Regions from separate parts of the Homo sapiens genome. Here region 2 is linked to region 1. The links are chromatin loops, found by intact Hi-C in ENCODE. Cell type or tissue: right lobe of liver. All regions are shown on one strand. Links, peaks and the distances in the headings refer to the core of each region. The heading gives the core; the rest is flanking DNA. Region 1 overlaps GOSR2 (golgi SNAP receptor complex member 2). Region 2 has its middle 25 kb from the start of LINC01974.

Evidence for each region. Hi-C counts contacts between places; a loop is a spot of excess contacts. Peaks named below come from ENCODE experiments on the same cell type or tissue, not always from the same donor. Only the 100,000 strongest peaks of a DNase experiment are listed, where the experiment ranks them.
Region 2: a loop joins it to region 1, with 2.6 times the contacts of the local background. A loop is called at or near these places in 3 of 110 quality-filtered maps.

The regions. Positions count from the first base shown.
Region 1 is chr17:46,932,332-46,943,446 of GRCh38, reverse strand. GOSR2 (golgi SNAP receptor complex member 2) reads right to left here. Exons shown (of 6, transcript NM_004287.5): 5 at 8,278-8,418; 6 at 1,427-4,848. The coding sequence ends at 4,687. It also overlaps a transcript of LRRC37A2 not described here. Among named protein-coding and RNA genes, the nearest start is that of GOSR2, 15 kb to the right of the region's middle. RefSeq lists an enhancer at 1-591. In right lobe of liver, for the core only: no CTCF peak of the experiment used is centred there; no DNase peak of the experiment used is centred there; H3K27ac peaks cover 345 bases.
Region 2 is chr17:46,882,208-46,893,322 of GRCh38, reverse strand. It overlaps a transcript of LRRC37A2 not described here and a transcript of WNT9B not described here. Among named protein-coding and RNA genes, the nearest start is that of LINC01974, 25 kb to the left of the region's middle. RefSeq lists an enhancer at 2,843-3,343 and a silencer at 3,466-3,760. In right lobe of liver, for the core only: no CTCF peak of the experiment used is centred there; no DNase peak of the experiment used is centred there.

The DNA.
Region 1 (11,115 bases), core at 5,871-10,870:
GCAGCTGTACTGAGTGTGTGGCATGTTCTGAGAAGACCAAGCAGTCCAGGGAGGACGGAACACCAGGCAGGGGTGGTGGGGAGGGCTGGGGGCTGCACTGCAGGGGCAGCGAAGAGCTGGCCTGTCACATCAAGGTGCTTTACTCAGCAGAGAGGTGTCAGTTAATGAGGGGCACCCAATGGCCACAAGGGATCTGGCTCCTTCTGATCCAGAGGGAGAATCAGGCTTCCATCCCTGCCCCTAGTTGGTCTCTGCAAGTGGTTCCCACGGTGCGGCCAGGGGAAGTGCATGGGGGACGGGCTAGCCTTGGGTTGATGTTCTTGTATTAGAGCCATCGGCTCCCTACCCCTGGGCATTACAATCGCCTTGGGCAACTCCCAATGCCCCGGCTGCACTCCAGGCCAATTAATAAGAGGGTGAATGGAAGACCCACACATGGGTTTTTAAAGCTCCCGAGGGAATTCCAATGCAGAGCCAAGGTTGGGAACCCTGTACTAGAGGGACATGGGGATGAGGCGGGGAGGGATGGCTCACAGAGGCTCCATGGTGGGGAACTTACCAACAGCACTTGGGGGCCCAGCACCCCTGAACACTCCTCTCCCATGTGCCTTCCATATGAAATGAAAAGGACACAGAAAATGGGGAAGGAATGACACTTTCCTTTCTCAGCTTCTAAGTACAGCAGGCCTAAGGCAGTGTGTTCAGGGCCCACTAGCCACAGATAGGGCTATGCCGCCCCCTAGGGGCAAGGCCTGAGGACAGCTTTCACTTCAGATTCCCTCCCCTTCCAGTTAGGAAATTATTTCCCAACAGGGAACTTGCCCTATACTATCTGAAGGGTCTGCAGCAAACACCTTATAGCTCTATAGTCCATGCCAGCAGGCTGCACCATCTCAGTCCCCTGCACACCTCTCAATCCCCCCAGACCCCAGCAGAGCACCCCACGAGAAGTGTGGGAGATTAAGTGGGCCCATGGTTCCAAGCTGGATGAGGGGCCAGCTCCTCTCGGACTCCTGTGAGGCCTTCACAGTCACCACAGCTCAGCCCCTTGTCTGCATAATGAGGATAAATGATGGAGAACATAAGTGAGAGGGTTTCAGATTGGCAGGGATGGAGCCAGGAAAATCCCTGTCTGACCTCCGTGAGGCCTACAGGCAAGCTGTTTATGAAGGGCCTAGGCTTTCCCTTGAGAAAATGTCACCCCCCGGTTGAGACAGTAACAGATGACGTTTCTTTCTTTGCTTTGGCTACTGGAGCTGAAAGTCAAATTAGGGTTCCCCAAACATTTCTTAGGGTGTTACAACGTTTGAGTTCCTTGTCCTGATGTCGACATTCTACACTGACTTGATTTGTTCTTGTGCCTCACTTCTTTGTATCTGTTTCAGTTATTTCCTCAAAGTCTCCTCAAATCTTTTTTGGACTAAGGTAGGATATAAACAGTAAGAATTTATTTTGGACTTAACAAGTTTTGCTCTTTACACCAATGTGATCATCTTTGAGACAGAAGCTTTCTGTCTAGGAGACAGTGGTTCCAAAATACACACATCAGAATCACCTTAGAGGCCAGGTACAGTGGCTAACACCTGTAACCCTAGAACTTTGGGAGGCCGAAGCAGGCAGATCACTTGAGGCCAGGAGTTTAAGACCAATCTGGTCAACATAGTAAAACCCTGTCTCTACTAAAAAATACAAAAAAAAAAAAAAAATTAGCCAGACATGGTGGCACACACTTGTAGTTCCAGCTACTCAGGAGGCTGAGGTATGAGGATCACCTGAACCCAGGAGGCAGAGGATGCAGTGAGCCAAGATTGCGCCACTGCACTCCAGCCTGGGTGACAGAGCGAGACTGTCTCAAAAATAAAAAATAAAATAAAATCACCTTAGAGATTTAAAAAAGGTTCTAATTCAGATCTGGGGTAGGCCCCAGGAATATGTAATTTTAAAAAGCTTCCCCACTGCTTCTGAAGCAGCCAGCCCAGCCCCTGGCCATGGAGCAGTGTTTGAGAATCTCTGGCCTAGAAACATAAAAAAAGGGGGCCATTAGTTATAAAAATGAATATCGAATTCTTTTACAAAATGTGATTTTCTAAATAAAATAAACCTCAACTTTATTCAGCTGATGTGCTTCCAAAACAATGGGTGTAAATCCAAATTTGCAAATCAAACCCATTCAAATTCATCAGGGCAAAGGGTGTACAGAACTCCGCAGTGAAGTCTAAAAAATCAAGACTCCTCTAACTTACTTGGTCTTGGAGTTTGGCTTTTCTTACAGTGGTCCCCCTGAAGTAAATGTCCATGTAATAAAGAGATCTCAAGTTCCTCTTGATAACCCACCTGTTTTAAATCACAATAGGCACACCAAACTCATGTACAAGGTCACAGAGGCTGGCTACCGGAGTTTCTTGCATCAGCTCGACCTAAGAATTCACCCCCGCCTCCACTAGAGGGTGCTCCTTCCCTGGCCTGGACCCTTCCCTACACTGAGGCGGTGGAGAGAGTCACACTGTTAGGCCAAGGTCTATTTTTCACCAGGCACTGAAAGCAGATGTGTGAAGAGAAGTGGTCATGTGACAACATGCAGTCTCAATGCCCCTGGGTGTCCAGACACACTGGCTGCTGTCCACCAGCCGCAGGTGGTAAAGACCCAAAAACCACCTCTGCAATTTTTATTCCAAACTAGAGGACTGGCTCTGAAGGTGCAGCATGAGGGTTCATCAAAGCCAACCACTGTCAAGTGTGGAAAGCACTGGTGCACACCACGAAAAGATGTCCTATCAGTCCACGCATGATGGGTGCGGGGACTTCTGCCTCCCAGAGTTCAAGAACAAATGGCTCAGCTGCTCCCTGCAGACCTTCCTCCAAAGTGTGCTGTCTGGCAGGATCCTTGGGTGCCTGGGGGACAGGACAGCCTTGCCGTCGCAGTCTCAGAATCCATTTTATGGATTACCAAAAGTCCTGCGCTAGGTCCCTGGCACCGCAGCAGTGCTGTGTGTAATGGAAATGTCAATGTGCCTCCCCAGAGTTAGACAGATCTAGGTCTAAAGATGCTGCAACCCCCCAGTCCACCCTCCAGTCACTGCTTTAACTCTGGCAGGGCCCCAACCCATTTTAGGAGTCACAGATTGCTCCTTCCTTGGAAACCTGGGGCCCATTTGGCCCGGAGGGGTAGGAACAATGGAGATCTCCTCCAACCGAAAGTGTGAAATTAGCATCCAGGAAACTCAGTTAATCTATGACAATTAAGAAAACTTACCAAAGGGGAGCTATGCCACAGAGGTGCCTGAAAGGACCAACATGACTACAGAGCAGCGGGGAGGGGAACAAGAGAGGTGAAGAGGAACACAGAAAGGAAGGGAAATAAGACAGAAGACAGTTCAAGCAACAAGAAACTAACAGAGCAGGTAGGGCAGGACAACCAAAGGTAGGGTTAATACTGAGCCGGTTTCCAGATCTGAAGGATTTTGAGTGTCATTTTATGTCTTGCCATGAAGCTGCTGTGCCCAGGGCTGGTAGGCCTGTGGTAAATGAGAACATACACTAACCAGGTCTTTCTGAGACTTTCAGTGATTCACCACATTAGATGGACTTCAGGACAGATTGGCCTTTATACTAAATTCCACAATATACCTGGTATTAGTACAGCCTGAATCCGGGGCTGGTCACAGAAGGAAAAAGGTTGTAGTCCCTGAAAACAGAGTGTTACAAGGACATACACACTACAGATGTCTCCACGGTGGGATCTGCCCACACTGGCTGGGCAAAATGAGGGCCTGGCTGGCAGGTGCTAATATATTTCAGGGAAGAGAAGGGAACCAAAGAATTAGAGATACTAAAACTAGAGCTGAGACTGTAATTGGAAAATCACAAATCTTTGCCTACAGCTACTTTCTAAGGGGCAAAGGCCCACAAAGCCTGGGCGCAGGTGCCAAGCCACAGTCTCTGAACCTTAAAAGCCAACCACTCTATTAACAACTAGAAAAAATCAGTGACTAGGGTCAAGACTGAACACTCCCGGGAAATAACACTGGCCTCACTTTAGAAAAGAGAAACACCCAGCTGTAGTGTGGAAAATCTTACTTGTTATCGGCAATAGCACTACATCTTGTTTCCCCTAGGTAGCTGCTTCCAGGGAATGGTGACAAGTATTGGCAGTCAGTCATCTACATGTCACTGAGGCACAGGGGAGGGTGGCCAGGAGCACGAGGATGTGAATCGACCTACTATTTAATATAATGGCTGTGAGAAAAGGCCTCTTTCCTTTCCTTTCCACTTTTGCTCCACCCTATCAGGAGCCAGAAAGGCCTGATGGTGACAAGGTGTGAACCGTGTGGACAGTCCTGCACACAGGGCTCACTGTGGACACCTTCCCAGGGCACGCATCAGCTATGTGAACAAAGCCACCAAAGCCATTCTTTCCCTCCCCCAGTGAGAGCGAGAGTGAGAGAGACAGACCCGGGACTTCTTTCATTTCCTAAGCACCGCGCATGGTGGTGGCACTAGCTCCCCCTCCAAGATGTCACAGAAAACAGAGCAGGTTGGAAATTAGACCACAATCACTCCCAAGTGTCTTCACAGTTCAGACAGGCAAACATTTCAAAAGGCGGCCTCTGGGCCCCCCTCTCTCTTTCACACACACACACACTTGCAGGCTGTGGGAATGCTGTTCAGCCACTGAGCGTGGCTGGCTCATGTCAGGTACTGCACCACGAGGAACATGACCACACAGGTCAGCAGCATCCCACCTATCATAAAGTACTTGTCCTGGAAAGCCCGCTTCTCGATGAGCCGCATCACTGTGTTGGACAAGCCCAGCATGTTGGCAATGTCAAGGATCTTCTTCTGAGTCCCCTGGGGCAGAAGAGAACAGAAAAAAAAACAAACATCAAGTCGCTTTACCAAGAGTGGGTGAATGGCATCAGGAGATGGAGCTTTGCCAACAGACATTCTCTTGGTCATGCCCAGAATACACAGAAAGCAATATCAGCCAGAAATAGAGCCACTCTCATGTCGTCGACTGATTTTTGATCAAGGTACCAGAGCAACGCTAAGTGGAAAGAAAAGTCTTTTCCACAAATGGTGCTGGAACGACTGACTATATAATATCACAGGTATGTATTTTATATATATGTATCTCTCTTACAGATATGTGTGTAAAAATTGAACCTCAATTCACATTATACATAAAAATTAATTTGAGATGGTTCATAGAATTAAACATAAAAGCTAAAGCCACAATTAAAGCTTCTAGAAAAAAACACAGGAGAATATCTAAAAACTGCAAACAGGCCAGGCGCAGGGACTCATCCCTGTAATCCCAGCACTCTGGGAGGGGTGGGTGGGAGGATTACTTGAGGCCAGGATTTCGAGATCAGCCTGGGCACGTAGTGAAGACCCCTTCTCTACAAAAAAAAATTAGCCAGGTGTGGTGGTGTGCACCTGTGGTTCTAGCTACTTGCGAGGCTAAGGTGACAGAACCACTTGAGCCCAGGAGTTCGAGGCTGCAGTAAGCCAAGATCACACCACTGCACTCCAGCCTGGGTGGCAGAAGGAGGCCCTGTCTCAAAAAATACATAAATAAATACATACTGAAAACAATGGTGTCACTAATCACAAGATGAATGAACAAACTATGGTAAACCTGTACCAATGGAATACTGCTTTGCAATAAAAAGTACCTGACTACCAACATGGAATTAAATAGGTAACAATATGAATGAACCTTGGAAACATACTGGGAGGAAGAAGCCACATAGAAAAGAGTAGCATGAATACCTTTATATGAAGTTCAATAACAAGAAAACCTCATCTATGGTGAAATAAATCACAACAGTGGCTGCCTGGGGCAGAGGGGTCAACTGACTGGGAAGGGGTACGAGGGATCTTTCAGAGGTGAAATGGTCCGGGCCTTGATGGGAGTGTGAGTTACAAAGGCTGATACAATTGCCCAAATTCACTGAATTGTAAAAATATGATCTGTATACCTTACTGTCTGTAAATTATATCTCAACAAAAATACTTAAAATTAGAATATTTTATACTATAAAAAGAAGGCAACATCAAAAAACTTGTCCTCGGCTCTCTAGTTCCAATAATCATTGATACCAACCTATTTACTTTGTAGAGTACAATCTTTGAGGTTTCTTCTGAGTACAATGGGTGGGTCAAGTCCATATTTACAAGAGGGTCTCAAGTGGGAAAGACGGAAAGACACCAACACAATGACCTAAAACCCTTCTATAGATGGCATCACCCACCACCAAAACAAAAGGGCATTTTATTCCTAAACCAACAACCCAAACCATCCAGCCTGTCCTTCCCTACTGCTTTCTAATTTTCAGCTTAAAGCACATTCAATTTCTTAGTAAGAAACAAGTATAAGTGAATGCCGGGGCAGACCCCAAGTCACTCAGCACATATCACCCACTGCAACTTATATGCATGGCATCTAACCTCATGCCCCATATCCTTTTTTTTTTTTTTTAATAAATACACATTAATGAGCAACTGAGAGAAACAAGGAAAGTGAGATCAACATTAGGCATCATGGACAGGAATCCAAAATCTACATTCTGCCCAGAAAGCAATTAAGAAGCCTCAGCCAGAGAAATTACAAGTCAAACTTCATTGCCATCAGAGATCAGAGAAATGTATTTGTATTTTTTTTTCCCCGAGATAGTGACAATACAATCAGACTCTTGCTAAAGTCCTGCTTGGCTCTGAACACACAGATTATTTCATCACTGTATGAGGCTAAGGATCAACCTTCTAAATCACTTGAAAATGACCATAAATTTCAAAAAATGTATTCATTTTCAGCCACAAATTGGCCCCAGTCATCAGAGTGCTTCAGCCTAGCCCCTTCATGCCCTCTCCTATGTTCCTTTTGAATGGTGTAGGTGGAAAATCCCGACGGAGGCAGGGTGTGAGGCAGGTGGAGGGAATCAAGAGACAAACACCAGGTAGCCACAGGTGTGCAGAGGAAAGTTAGAAACCTCAAGTCTCAACCCCCAGCCACCTCACAGCCTTCCCCTCTGGTATCAGTGTGGGTGGCAAGAGGTGTGCTGATGCCCCAGCGCTGCCAGACTTGAGTGGGAAGTTAGCATGTGCCTTAACAGGACGCTCTAACCCCCACTGGCTCTTCATCAGTGTGACATGGAGTTTGGTCCTAAAAGGCCTCTACTGTTTTTCTGAGATATGAAAAGGAGAGTAGCAGTTTTCTAAAGAAAGGGCAGACTAATCAACATGTATCAGTTCAGGTCACTGCAGGTGGCTCTCATGAAAGGGGAGCGCCCAGCAGGCTGCTGGAGACCACCCTTCCAGGCCATCTGAGACACTGCAACTGTCAGCAGGAGGTGAGTGTCACTTGCAGCTTGCCTGACCCTCTCCCCCGTAGAGATGGCAGGGACTGTTCAGAAACGTACTGAAGTCCTGTGGAGCTGACAGACTCAACATGATCCAACAAAAACTAAGATAAAGCTCACACTTCCGAGTGACTGTTTCTCACAGCTCAGTGGCTGGGAGTGCTTCATTCACAGGGGACCACACCCTGATAACAGACAGAACCCACGCCCTATTATCCATCAGGGTTGATACAGGAAAAGGGCAGAGGCTGAAACATCATGACTGACATCAGAGTCTGTGTAATGTTTCTGTAAACCACTCCCAGGGGCTGGAGTCTCAGCAGTGCCAACTGGTCAGGGCTTCTAGGAATACCTAAGGCTAGGGAGTGAAGAGTCGCTGGGATCACCAGCACGGGCTTTAGAAGCTCTAGAAGCTTCTAAAGCTCTAATCTACTGCAAACAACCAGGCAGCCCTAACACTGCACAGTGGGGATTCAGTTACTAAAATACAAAAGGTTTTAGTTATAAGGCAGTCCACAGTAGGGGTCCTAAGGGAAAGCCACCTTAAAGCGAGGTACCAAAGGACAGCCACGTCTTCATTCTTCCAAGAGTAGATTCTGTAACACAATTTCTCAGCCTGTGATTGGACCCCTCGTAGTAGCACTCACTTTCATGATAAGTTCAGTAAATGGGAAAAGACCTGGATCCTAAGAGAGGCCACTTCATGGTTTGTTTCAAGCACTGGCAAAGGAACTGGGTACTTTCAGGCTCACAATAACTCAACTCCAACAGAAAGGATCCCAAACTCAAGGGCTCTGTCTTGTCATCAAAATATCACAATTTGAGGACACGTAATCAAAATATAAACACAGTTACTAAACTGTTGGATGAGGCTAAAACAAGAGGCCTTCTCTCTGTCCCCCAGCAGGGACCCCACCTTCAAGGTCAGTCTCTGGGTCCTCAGTCCATCTAAAATATTGTGCCCATCTAAAATGAGGTCATCCATGCCGTTGTGAACTTTCTGGAGGGAGGAGTTAAACTGCAGTGATTCGTCCATTGGTATGGTGGTGTCAGAGTCCTGTGAAAGAAACACAGGCACTTGATTAACTTTGCTTATCAGTCAGTTCCTGGGGTCTCACTGCTCTGTCTTTTGGCCAAGGCCAAGCCAGAACAGCCGGAGGGGCTGGTGAAAGAATCAGCGGACCCTAATGGATAAGAAAAAGCAAAGCAAAGGCCTGGGGTGGCCTCTGTCCACACAGAAGAGGAACTTCCTCAGATCTGTCACTCTCCAAATGAGTTCCACTCCACAAGTATCGTTCATTCCAACGATACTTGTCTCTGTATCATGATCTCCTCTTAGGAAAAGCTATTCCTTCAAGACCTCATTGGGTGTCTCCTAAAGGCTTTCTCTGACTACTCACTAACCTAGCTGGTTCCAAATGTTCCTTTCCATGGCTTCCCCTTAATGCAGTGTTAAATGTTTGCTCGTGTCCTTTAGCTATTTTATCTATAGTTTACCTCTCCAAGTAGACTGAGAGTTAACTAAGGATAGAGGAGGCTGTGCTTCTGCATTTTCTTTTTTTTTGAGACAGGGTTTCCCTCTGTCACCCAGGGTGGAGTGCAGTGGCGCGATCTCAGCTCACTGCAACCTTAGCCTCCTGGACTCAAACAATTCTCCCACCTCAGCCTTCTGAGTAGCTGGGACCATAGGTGCATGCTACCATGCCCAGCTTTTTTCTTTCTTTCTTTCTCTTTTTTGTATTTTTGGTAGAGACAGGGTTTCACCATGTTGCTCAGGCTGGTCTCCAACTCCTGTGCTCAAGGAATCTGTCCACAGGCCTCCCCATTTTATAGATGAAAAAATGCCCAGAGAGGTAGAATAACTTGTCCAAGATCACACAGCTGGAAGTGTGTCCAGTGATCACAGAGCTGGAAGTCCAGTGGAGCTGGGAATGTGGGTACTGAGCGCAGGGCCTGCCCTGTTACCCACACTGTAGAGGGAAACACCAACGCCCATCCTGGTGGCTCTACTTTTGCTCTGAAAGTGGACTATAGGCAGGAGCCAAGTCCTCGCCAGCTGTGAGAGCGTTCCCTTCTCTTTTCTGCCAATCACAAGCTCTCCTGCCAAGTAGTGCTGGGGTTTGTTTCGTGTTTTTTTTTTTTTTGAGACAGGCTCTCACTCTGTCACCCAGGATAGAGAGCAGCCTTGACCTACCAGGCTTAAGTGATCTTCTCACCTCAGGCTCCAGAGAGTAGTTGGGACCACAGGCTCACGCCACCACGCCCGGCTAATTTTTATATTTTTTTGTAGAGACAATGTCTCACCATGTCACCCAGGATGGTGAACTCCTGAACAATCCACTGCCTTGGTCTCCCAAAGTGCTGGGATCACAGGCGTGTGTCATTGTGCCCTGCTCCACTAGTGCTGTTTTTACCACCTAAATTCCAGTTTCAATTGTCCAAAAAAAAAAAAAAGGTTATGCCACTGTTTCTTTGCTGCTCAGATTTGGAATCATTTTGCACATACGTGTTTTCAACTGCCCCTGCTAACAGGGGAGCTCCTCACAGATAGGCGTCAGGTCTTTTAATTTCATCATGTGCTTTACTCCTAGTGCCTGAATTAACTAGTTTTCTGCATGCAGCTAATGCCCAGTGTGTCAGAAGATGCTGGCGTTTGAAAGACTCAGAGACTTCTCTTCAGTAATTTGACTAGCACTTATGAAATGCCATTCACATACAAATCTTTCTTACCCTCCCATCTAAAACAGTATGGCTGATGGGCCATTATCTCTCAGAAAAATGTATTATAGCTCCATATGGTAGAATGACCAGGAAGAAGTTTCATCTGGCAAGTCAATGTTTATTAAGAACTGACGGTGTGCACAGCATCACGCCAGGCTGGCAAAAAACAAAATAATCCCAAGCGATCATCCTTGGCCTAAAAAAGGCCTGAATACTACATTATAACGATCTAAAATCCAAACATCTTTTAGTGTGTCTTATAGTTCATTAAATTTTTGAACTGTTAAACACTGTAACTTGACTGCTTAGTCTGGGGAAGCAAAAACTATGTTGGCACAGCCTGAAACACTTGGGAAAATTTATTGCAAAGCAAGGATGCAGCATTGAGGGTTAAACATCTACAAAGCAGGAAATGATGTGAATTTTAACAACTGGCTTAGAAAGCTAACATCTCTTTAGAAAATAATCCTCTGTAAAAAAACAAAATACAAAAAGCCAAAGCACACTTCATTTAGTGGAATATATTATGCAGGACACAGAAAAGGCCAGTATGTTCTACAGCCATGTGCAGGAAATGATCTGGTTAAGACTAAAGGGCAGGGACAATGGGTTCTGAAAAATCAAACATGCAAACCAACACACTTTCAGACAGACTCAGGCAAGCAGTCCATCTAACCCTAAACATCTGTTAACAAATTCCTCCAAATTGCTGCTCAGACTAGGGGCAAAAACATCTTAATGCACCTGACACTGGAGCCACACACATACTCGGCACAATGGCAACTGCCCGCAGGCAGCTTTGAAATGCTGCCTTCTCTACAAATGGCCTAAGTTCTAATCATCTGTCTCTATCTGATCAGAAAAACGTTTCCACCATGTGAACTTCCACCTTTCTGTCTCAGACCAGCCCAACCAGGTAATTTTCACCTCTGCCTATTCCCCTTCAATTTAACTGCTTCCTCTTCAGGTTTTTGTCTTAGAAAAAGGGATTCTCTGTCTAGGTCTAGTCTCTGTGGCAATGCACAAAGTTCCT
Region 2 (11,115 bases), core at 6,116-11,115, 50 kb after region 1:
GGCAGCCAACATGTTGCTGGATTGCTATGAAATATTTGAATACAGGAACCTACTCCTCAGCACCAGGTACTTCTTAAGAAAGTTCAGGTAGCCAAGCGCGGTGGCTCATGCCTGTAATCCTAGCACTTTGGGAGGCCGAGGCAGGTGGATCACTTGATGTCAGAAGTTTGAGACCAGTCCCGCCAACATGGTGAAAACCCAACTCTACTAACAATACAAAAATTAGCCAGGCATGGTGGTATGCTTCTGTAATCCCGGCTACCCAGGAGGCTGAGCCATAAGAATTCTTGAACCAGGAGGCAGAGGTTGCAGTGTGCCAAGATCGCACCATGCACTCCAGCCTGGGCAACAGAGCAAGACTCCATCTCAAAAAAAAAAAGAAAAGAAAAAGAAAGGTCAGGTAGTCCTGGACTGCATAAGCCAGCACTCTGCAGTTCTTCAACAGACACTTACACAGTGGTGATGAATCTTTTGATTAATTTTATGTATATTTGATGATCTACATCAGCCACTAGATTGAACAACCATGAAAACTAGGACCATGCCTTTTTTTGTCCATCCTTGAGCCCCCAGTACCTGGCCTGGCACATCACAGGACTGTTTAAATATTTATTGAAGGAGAGAGGAGAGGAGGGAGGAAAGAAAGAAGGGGAAGAATTTTTTCAGGAATCGAGGTGGCTTGAGAGCCAGTTCTTGCTCATAGAAGCTCACAGTCCAGTGTGGGGAGAGAGATGGACAGATGGACAGACACCTACAATGCTAGTGCAGGCATAAAGGGAAAATCAGTCCGATGGTGGAAGCTCAGAAGAGGAAGTGCTTTCTACGGCTGAGTCTTTAAGGCTGAGCAGGAGTGAGTTGGATGGACAAAGGCAGGAAAGTCATTGTCAGTAGGACTGGCACATACAAAGGCACAGAGCTGGGAACACGTGGTCAGCATTCAGAGACAGGTGATTTGGCTCAGGGGATGGGGCTGTGGTGTACCTTGAGGGGCATTGGAGGTATGGGTCTGGGAAGGTAAGCTGGATGGTGGGGAAGAGCTGAGGGACTTACCTGGGGTTTTTAGGCAGGGGTGTGACATTTCCAGCCACCAAGCATAAAGGGAGGAGGCCTGTGCAGTGGCTCACACCTGTAATCCCAGCACTTTGGGAGGCCGAGGCAAGTGGATCACTTGAGATCAGGAGTTCGAGACCAGTCTGGCCAACGTGGTGAAACCCCATCTCTACTAAAAATACAAAAATTAGCTGGACATGGTGGTGGACACCTGTAATCCCAGCTACTCCAGAGCTGAGGCAGGAGAATCACTTGAACCCATGAGGTGGAGGTTGCACTGAGCTGAGATCACACCACTGCACTCCAGGCTGGGTGACAGGGCAAGACTCCATCTCAAAAAAAAAAAAAAAAAAAGAAAAGAAAAGAAAAGAAAAGAAAAAAAGAGTAAAAGGAGGAACTTGGAAACTCTAAGGACTGCCATTAACCTTCACTAGAAACAGAGACCATTTAGTTTGGAGCCAAGAAAGCTCTGGGGTTCCTGAAGCCCCTGCAGAGGGGAGTCCTCTGGTCAGGGGATAAAGAAGGACCAGGCCTAGTGAGAGGATGAGACTGGGCCACATGCAAGGACATTTCTGGCTGGAAGGCTGTCAGGTCATGTGGAACGGGAAGCATTTCATGGCGGTGATAATTTTCTCCCTGGTGTTCCGTACAGACAAACTGACATCCTCCCAACTGAACTGATAGCTTTGGGAGGGAGAAGGTTTGAGGGGCCCAGATGAGAGCCCCTGGCTGCGTACCCCTTGGAAGCCTCTCAGATCTTGGCCCAACTGAGGACGTTGCAGATGGTGGGGTGAATGCAGACCATCCATCAAAGAGGTCAGAGTGTGGTGTCCTCACTGCACAGCTGGGCCCTGGCGACCTTGCTTTGGGTTCTGGTTGGGTCATCTTCCATCTGTGACCTTGGCAAGAGGCTTCATCTCTCTGAGCCTCAGTTTCCTTATCTGCAAAAGAGGGATGATAAGGCACCCCTGCCTGCCCTGTGGGCTATGGCGAGGCTCAAAAAGAAAGGCCACGGAAGACACTTTGTAAACAGGAATGCGCTACACAAAGGTTAAATATGATTATTAACACGTAATACCCAAGTCACAGGACAAGGAAGACCCAGACACAGAATTTCAGGGTCTGGACCCAACTTTTCTAGAGGCTGAGACTAGCCAGACAGCCCTGAGGCTGCCAGGGGTCGCCCTCCTGTCTCTCCCCATCAGGTGCTTTGCAACGTAAATTCAAAATCCTGCTCTTCCCCTTTCCAGCCTCAGGCAAGGGCTTTTCATTTCGCTGTGCCTCAGTTTCCTCAACTGTCAAGTGGTGATAGGTGCACCTACCTCAGGGGCTGTTAATGGAAATTAAATAGGATGAGGCGGGCAAAGTCCTGGCTCAATACCAGGCCCACTGAACAAGAGCATTAAAACGGGTGGTTCTTGGCTTCCTTCCTTCCTTGCATCCAACCCCCGCCCGTGCCTCTTGCTTCTGCTTTTGTCTCTTCCTGAGAGCTTTGCCCAGGGCTCCTGAGGGACCCCATGGCTGGTGAGATCCTTGGAGCTTGGGCTGTTGGAAGGCAGGCTTGTGACAAGGTCCAAGGGTTACTATGGACAACGCCATCACAAAGACAGGCCATGCCTGTGGCTGAAGGAGATAGACCCCGGTTCAGGGGCTGAGCACAGTGGTTTTGCCAGGAGTCTCTCAGTTGCAAAATTTCACAGCCCTGGGAATTCTCAAATGGAGTGACCAAATGTGGTCCCAGAGCAGTGCTGTCACACGACACCAGTATGAGTCTACCTCGAGGGTCCTGGGATGCCAAGACCTCCCGCTCCCTGGTCTCGGGGCCTGAGCTCCTGATGGCAGTCCAGGAGGGACTGCTCTCCTTTGCCCACTCCCCACCATCCAGCCTCTTATCGAATTGGCAGGAAGGAGGAAAGCCCACCAGGGGACTCACAGACCCGAATTCTTCCTCCTGAAGCACCCTCCAGCTGGATGGCCCTTGTCCCTCGTGGAGCACTTTAGGCAGAGTTGGGAAACCACAAAAATTTTAAGCTGAGATGAAGGAACGTAATGGGCTCTAATCTGAACTGACAGCAGCATGATTAGTCGGCACAAGACTGCAGGAGCAGCGGGGGACTGACAGGGAGGGAAGAGGAGCGAGGAGGAGGAGGGATGAGGGACAAAAGACATAGAGCAGACCCAAGAATGAGGCAGGGCCTCAGGGGTGGAGATGCAGGCCGGGCTGAAATGGTGGCATGGGAGGGGCTGCTCAGGATGATACTTGCGGTAATAATAGTAATTGCAGAGAATGCTTGTTTAGAGCTGACAATATGCCAGGCATTATTCTAAGCATTTGTTTTAACGAACATGATCCTTGCGATGTAGGTGTGTTAGTATCTCGATCCTCATTTTACAGATGATGTAGAAATAAAGTCACAGAGAGGTCCATCGATAAAGAATGTCAGCCCTGAGTGCAAAGCTGGGGTCTGGTTGCTAGTAGAAGCTGCCTTCTGTTTTCTAGGAGTCAGAAGTCCAAGGTCCCGCTTAGGAGTTCATGAAATGCAACTGACACTTTCAGAATAAACAAGGGCTTGGTGTCTGTGGCAAGGAGGGTGAGGGAGGGCTATGTGGACCCCCTCCATCCAGGGTTGGGAGGGAAGAAAAGGCATGCTCTAATAATCACAGCACAGGTATGGATGACAGGGGACCAAGAACACAGAAGTCAGAGGTCTTAATTAGCCTTTTAGGACTCAGAGGTCCATTTAGCCAACTGGGGGCTGATGGCCATGACCCCTGACAGTTGGCTGGTCTCCACTAAGGCCATGATGAAGCTATGGGTTAAGACGTGACTTCCATGTCCTTCCAAGAAAGGACAGAGGGGACTTGGTCTCCAGCTCTGCTTCCCTGTGGCTAGCTGGCCCCACAGCTCTCTGGGGGTCAGACATGCTGAGCCACCCCCGCCACGCCCAGGGAGGCACTTCCTGCCTGGCTAAGGCAGTCATACCCAGAGGTCCTGATTCTGAAGGGGACATCTCTGAGTGAGTGGTTCATTGCCTCCCCATCCTGCATCTAGATATAGTCAACTCCTGACCATCTGGCCCCCCTGGAAATCAGATTTTCAAAATCTTATTCATGCCTCCATGGGTTCTAAGTCTAGGATACGAATAAAGGTTGAGTTGCACTTAGTAGGCTCTGCAGAGTCAGAAGAAATGGTTCTCTTCCTGCTGCAGGGAAGAGCTGAGCAGGCAAGCAGAGGAAATTTTAGACATGAGAGCTCTGCTTTAGGGTCAGTAAGGGGCTAAGAGGCACCTGGAGTCAAAGCTTGACAATGTGAACTCATGCAGGTTACTTAACCTTTGCATGCCTCAGTTTCTTCATCTGTAAAATGGGGGTAGTGATTACAGTAGCTTGCTCCTGGTAGGGTGGTTGTGAGGTCAAGGATTTAATCAAATCCAAGTGAAGCATTTTGCACAGCACCAGGTGCATTGGTGGTGCTCAGAAACACTGGTTTTCACTGCTATGAACGGTATGCTGCTGCCTTGGGTCTGGGGCAGGGAGAGAGTTCTGTCCCTTCCTAGCATGGGGAAATTTCTTGGTCTGTGACATAAGATGAGCAACCAGACAGTGTGGGGTTGTTTTGGTCCTGTGCTTGACAGACAGCTGATTCTAGAAGAGCCAAGAACCCCCCTTAGTGGGCCACCCTGAGCTTCAAACTTCTTTCTGCCCTCCTGTACCCAGGATTGGATTAGTGTAAACTGTAAAATGCCGCAGCAGTGTTATGAGTTCCTGTCACCAAGGCCTTTCAGAGGCCCAGGAATATATCAGTAGAGTCAGTGGCAGCCTTAGGGTCCCCTCTCCCTAGCCTCTGCCAATGACAGCAACCATAATTGAGGAATAATAATAGCTACCATACAGTAAGCACATCCTGTGTGCCAGGCACTTTCTGGGGACACTTTTAATCCTCCCAGTGACCCTGCAACGTTGGTGTTTATCACCCAGCACCATAAACTTCCATTGACACCTGCATCCCTCTCCCTCCAACTCCCCACCTGACCCACACCTCCCTAAGCTTCAGGCTGTAGCTGGGCTCTCACTTCTCTGGGAAGCTTTCTCTGACATCCTCTAGGCCAGGTCGGTATCCCTTCTCCCTGCTGATGTTCCCATAAGCACACTCCCGCTTGTGAAAACTCATCACATTTTATTTTTATTTATTTTGGATCAGGAATACATTCACATGGTTCAGAATTCAAAAGCAACAAGAAATGGAGTAAAAAGTCTCCCTGCTCTCCCTATCTCTAGCTCCCAGCCACTGAGTTTGGCTGCCCAGGGTGAGTAGGGTTGTCAGTTTCATCACATTGAATAGTGATGACTTGTTTATCTGTCTTCTGTGTTTTAAGAGCAGGGACTCCGCCTGTCTCACTAATTGCTTCATCCCTGGGGCCCAGCACAGTGTTTGGCACATAGTAGGAGTGCTACATGTGTTATCTATCTCTCTCAGAGATTTCTTTCTTTCTTTCTTTCTTTCTTTTGGACAGGGAGTCTCGCTATGTCGCCCAGGCTGGAGTGCAGTGGAGTGATCTTGGCTCACTGAAACCTTCACCTCCTGGGTTCAAGCGATTCTCCTGCCTCAGCCTCCCAAGTGTCTGGTGTTACAGGCATATGCCACCATGCCCGGCTAATTTCTTGTATTTAGTAGAGATGGGGTTTCACCATGTTGGCCAAGCTGGTCTCAAACTCCTGACCTCAGATGATCCACCCACCTCAGCCTTCCAAAATGCTGGGATTACAGGCTTGAGCCACCACGCCTGGCCCTCTCTGAGAGATTGCTATAGAAAGATATCTATATAGAGATTTTTTTTTTTTAATGAATGAGGCTCAGAGAAGAAAGGTGACTTTGCTTGCTTAGTTCTACTCCCAAGACAGTGCTCACTGGGAACTCTGTTTATCTGAATTTTAATGACCACCTGTCCCTTCTTCTTGGACATTTGACCATCCTCTGTGAAATGGATCCCAATTTCAATTTTTTAGGCTTAATTTTTAAATGGGAACATAAACAGTATCCCTCATTAATTATCAGGAGATAGAGCAATGCTATACTTCCAAAGTCCTGTTAGTGCCTGCCCAATCCTGACCTCATTTTACCATGACTCCAACTTTGTGTTAAGGATGTTCTTGCTGGCCGGGCACAGTGGCTCATGCCTGTAATCCCAGCACTTTGGGAGGCCAAGGCAGGTGGATTGCTTGAGCCCAGGAGTTCGAGACCAGCTTGGGCAACATGGTGAAACCCCGTCTCTACTAAAAACACAAAAATTAGCCAGGTATAGTGGTGCACGCCTGTAATCCCAGCTACTCGGGAGGCTGAGGCAGGAGAATTGCTTGAACCTAGGAGGTGGAGTTTGCAGTGAGCTGATATCGCACCACTGCACTCCAGCCTGGGTGACAGAGTGAGACTCAGTCTCAAAAAACAAACAAACAAACAAAAAAAACAGATGCTGTTGCTCACCTGGCCTCACTTTGCCCATCTGTAAAATGTCAAAAGACAAAATGACAATAAATTTTGTTTAAAGATCTTAATAGGCTTTTATTCATGATTCTAGAATTGGGCATCCCTCCGAACCACAGCTTATTCAAAGAACTCCAACCAGCAACATGATCACGCAGTATTTGTAGATAGAAAACAGAAGTGAGGTGTAGATACAGCTTAATTGGTTACAGCATCCTTAATTGAATCACCTGGCCACCTACATTGACAGATGCTCAGCTGCTGTAACTGCCCCAAAACTCAGCTATTTGTTACCACTTTTTGCAACTTAGGAGTATACTCCCAAGTTAATTGCATTTAGCATGAGTGACTCCATATTTGTTTGGTCTGTTGGGTCCATTACAGGAGCACAGTACAAACTAATGGCCTCCTACAAATTTTATTTATTAATTGAAAGGGGCCCAATAGTTCTATGCATCTTTGATGTCTTCTCTCATTTAACCTCCATCCCCACCAATTGATATAGGTTTATGCCTGCAGTAAATGGGATAGTTATAAAGCTAATGCTTCATACCAATGCAACTAGTGCATGAAGTGGGTGAGGACAGCTTTCTGTACTGATATGGGTATCAGCCAGACTGGCTATGTCCCCAGCACTAGCCCAGGCTCAGGGTCAAGTACACACAGCTGTGCATCCTCTGAAGCGCTGGAGGGAGAGAAAGAAGTTCATCTGGGGAAGCGGGTGGAGCTGAGGCAGGGGACCACCTTGGGGAGGGTGGGTTGGCCCAAGCGCCGTCTCTCCCAGGGATCAGCAGGCTGCTTTCCAGCTGGGTTAGCTCATTCCCCACCTCATCTTGCAGAAGCTCCAGGTTCAGGCTTCTGCACAGCTTTGTTCTTGTGGTTGAGGCAGCCAGGGATTCTGAGAGTTGGGAAGGGGAAGCCAGGGGGAATGAAGGGAAGGAAAGGGAGGAGAGAAAAAGGCAAGTAGCAGGGGCAATAAGGAGGCCGTGTGTCAGGGAGGGATGTGGTGCCAGCTACACCAGGAAGCCTGCTATGGCAAGACACTGCCAAGTGAGGGAAATGAGGATGGGTAAACAGTATGGAGAACAAGATTTATAAATTCATTTGTTCATTCATTCATCCAATAAAACAAAAGATGCCAATATTGACAGATGGCTGTCACTCAAAACATACACAAAATGCTAAGGCGGCCGGGCACAGTGGCTCATACCTGTAATCCCAGCACCCTGGGAGACTGAGGCTGGCAGATCACTTGAGACCAGGAGTTCGAGACCAGCCTGGCCAACATGATAAAAGTCCATCTCTACTGAAAATACAAAAATTAGCTGAGCGTGGTGGTGCACGCCTGTAGTCCCAGCTACTTGGGAGGCTGAGCCAAGAGAGTCACTTGAACCTGGGAGGTGGAGGTTGCAGTGAGCAGAGATCATGCCAGTGCACTCCAGCCTGGGTGACAGAGCGAGACTCTGTCTCAAAAAAAAAAATGCTGGCCAGGCGCAGTGGCTCACACCGGTAATCCCAGCACTTTGGGAGGCCGAGGCGGGTGGATCACCTGAGGTCGGGAGTTCGAGACCAGCCTGACCAACATGGAGAAACCTCATCTCTACTAAAAATACAAAATTAGCCAAAAATACAAAATTAGTCAGGCGTGGTGGTGCATGCCTGTAATCCCAGTTACTCAGGCAGCTGAGACGGGAGAATCGCTTGAATCCGGGAGGTGGAGGTTGTGATGAGCTGAGATCTTGCCACTGCACTCCAACCTGCGCAACAAGAACAAGACTTCGTCTAAAAAAAAAAGCTAAGGAAATATAAAAGAGGGAGCAAATAACTATTTGATGGGTTGCAGGAGTGGGGAAGTTGGGGGAGTTCACAAATTTCACTGGAGATATTTGAACCAAGTCAGGAAGCAAATATAGGAGAAGCCAGGCCATAGTCCTCCCCAGCTCCACGGCCTCTCCCTTCCCAGACCTCCCAATCCCAGTCCAGCTGTCGCCTTCACTGGGTCTGAAAGCTGGCCCCGCCTCATACTTGCTGTGTGACCTCAGGCAAGTGGTCTAACCCCTCTGAGCCCCGGTTTTCTCAGCTGCAAAGGAGGGATGACACCAACTTGGAGCGTTGTCATAAGATTCAAATACAACAATGCACACGAGAGGCACTCTGCAGAGCACTTGGTACCTGTATGAAGCCTGCGCAAAACAACTACTGTGGCTGTTGTCAGCACTGGCAGAGCAGCAACTTCATTTACCAAACCCTGGGCCTCTGTCATCAGGCTGGAAAGGAAAGCAGAGGCCATTCCAGGAGTCCCCCATCCCTGGCCCCCAGCACTTGGGGAAACATGAGAAGCAGAGCTTGAGGATCTCCTGTGTGCCCCCTCACGCCCCTTAATCCTTCCTGAACTTGGAGAGGGGGCTGGGTGTGGGGCGGGGGCGGCACCACTGCAACACCTGCGCAGCTCTGACATCTCCCGCCTCTGGGCAGAGAAAGCAATTTCAGAAATGACATGTTGCCAACAAGCAGAAATCAGCTTCTGAATTAAAATGTGTCAGCGTCAGGTGACCCCGGGCTCGGAGGGCTGGCTGCATGAAGACAGCTGAGATTAGAGCCTGTCAGGCTCTGGTGGGGCTGTGTGGGAAGAGGTGGGGGTCCCGGGGGGCTACCGTTGCTCTCCAGGCTTCTGGCCACCCTGGACTTGTTGAGACGTGGGGGCAGGAATTCGGACGCTGGGTCAGGTTCTCCCGTGCCTCTGCCCGGCCTCCACCACTCCACTGCCCACTCTCCATGGCGGGAGGACGGTGGGGCAGGGGTAGGGGCTCAGCTCCCCTGAGACGGCTCCAGCGTAAACACACTAATGGGCCCAAGAGAGCCAGGGAGGAATATGGGCCCCACAGCCCCTGGGGACTTGAGGAGGGATGGGAGTGGGGGGATAAGACGCGTGAGAGGCATTAACCTCCTCTTTGCGGTATGCAGGGTGGGGAGAAAGAGAGAGAGGAGAAGACAAGGAGGACCAAGTGGCAGGACTGGAAGATGCCACCAGTCGCCCTGAATCCTTGCAACTCCCTCATACCCCGTCTCTCTGTCCCCAGGCCGTGCCCAGCACTCCCCGGGAAGAGGCAGTGAAGAAGCTGTTTCATTTCCAGCCCTGCTACTTATTGTGTAGCAAGGGAACCTCTCTGAGCTTTAGTTTCCTCATCTATAAAATGGGGATCATAGGCCAGGCACAGTGGCTCACGCCTGTAATCCCAGCACTTTGGAAGGCCAAGATGGGTGGATCACCTGAGGTCAGGAGTTCAAGACCAGCCTGGCCAACATGGTGAAACCCCGTCTCTACTAAAAATACAAAAATAAGGCCGGGCGTGGGGTAGGCGCCTGTAATCCCAGCTACTCTATAGGCTGAGGCAGGAGACTCACTTGAACCCGGGAGGCGGAGGTTGTAGTGAGCCAAGATTGCGCCATTGCACTCCAGCCTGGGTGACAAAAGCGAGACTCCATCTCACAAAGGAAAAAAAAAAAAAGGCCGGGCGCAGTAGCTCACGCCTGTAATCCCAGCACTTTGGGAGGCTGAGGTGGGCGGATCACGAGGTCAGGAGATCAAGACCATCCTGGCTAACGTGGTGAAACCCCGTCTCTACTAAAAATACAAAAACAAAATTAGCCGGGCGTGGTGGCGGGCACCTGGAGTCCCAGCTACTCGGGAGGCTGAGGCAGGAGAATGGCATGAACCTGGGAGGCGGAGCTTGCAGTGAGCAGAGATCATGCCACTGCACTCCAGCCTGGGAGACAGAGGGAGACTCTGTCTCAAAAAAAAAAATGGGGATCATGGTTGTATGGACCCCTGGGGTTGCCCAGAGGGGAGTATGAGGAAATGGCCTGCACAGGAATGCCTGTGTGGGGTGGAGCCTGCACAGAGCCACCTATTGGAGTGCTGGACACCGTGCATGCCAGCCATCTCTTTGCTTGTCTCTCCCCTTGTCTGGGACCTCCCTGAAGGCTGGACCTAGTCTCATTACCATGGCATCTAGGACCCTGTCACGTGCCTCGTGCACCATAGGCCACCAATCCGTGTTTGCTGCATGATCGGTTGCAAGAAGGAACTCCAGGTGAGAGATGGAGCGAAGTCAAGAATCGGAAAGAAATGGGAAGGGTGGGGGCAGGCATAGGATGCTTCCCGCCAGTGCCTCTCCCTCCAGAATGTCCCCATCCCCATCATGGGTGAGCCTGTAATCCCAGCTACTCTAGAGGCTGAGGCAGGAGAATCGCTTGAACCTAGGAGGTGGAGGTTGCTGTGAGCCGAGATCGCACCACTGCACTCCAGCCTGGGCAACAAGAGCAAAACATCCTGTGGCTCCTTACAGCATGCACAGAATAGGATACACATCACCCAAGCAGCTTATTGCCAAAATGTTTAACCTGAATCCAAGTACAAGGAAACGATCAGGCAAATCTCAGTTGAGAGGTATTCCACGAGACATGCAGCCTGGACTCTTCAAACTATCACTGTTATGAAAGCAAAGAAAGAGGGGGACTGTTCTAGATTACAGGGAGCTGGAGAGACATGAAAACAACGTGCAATGCCTAATTCTTGAGTG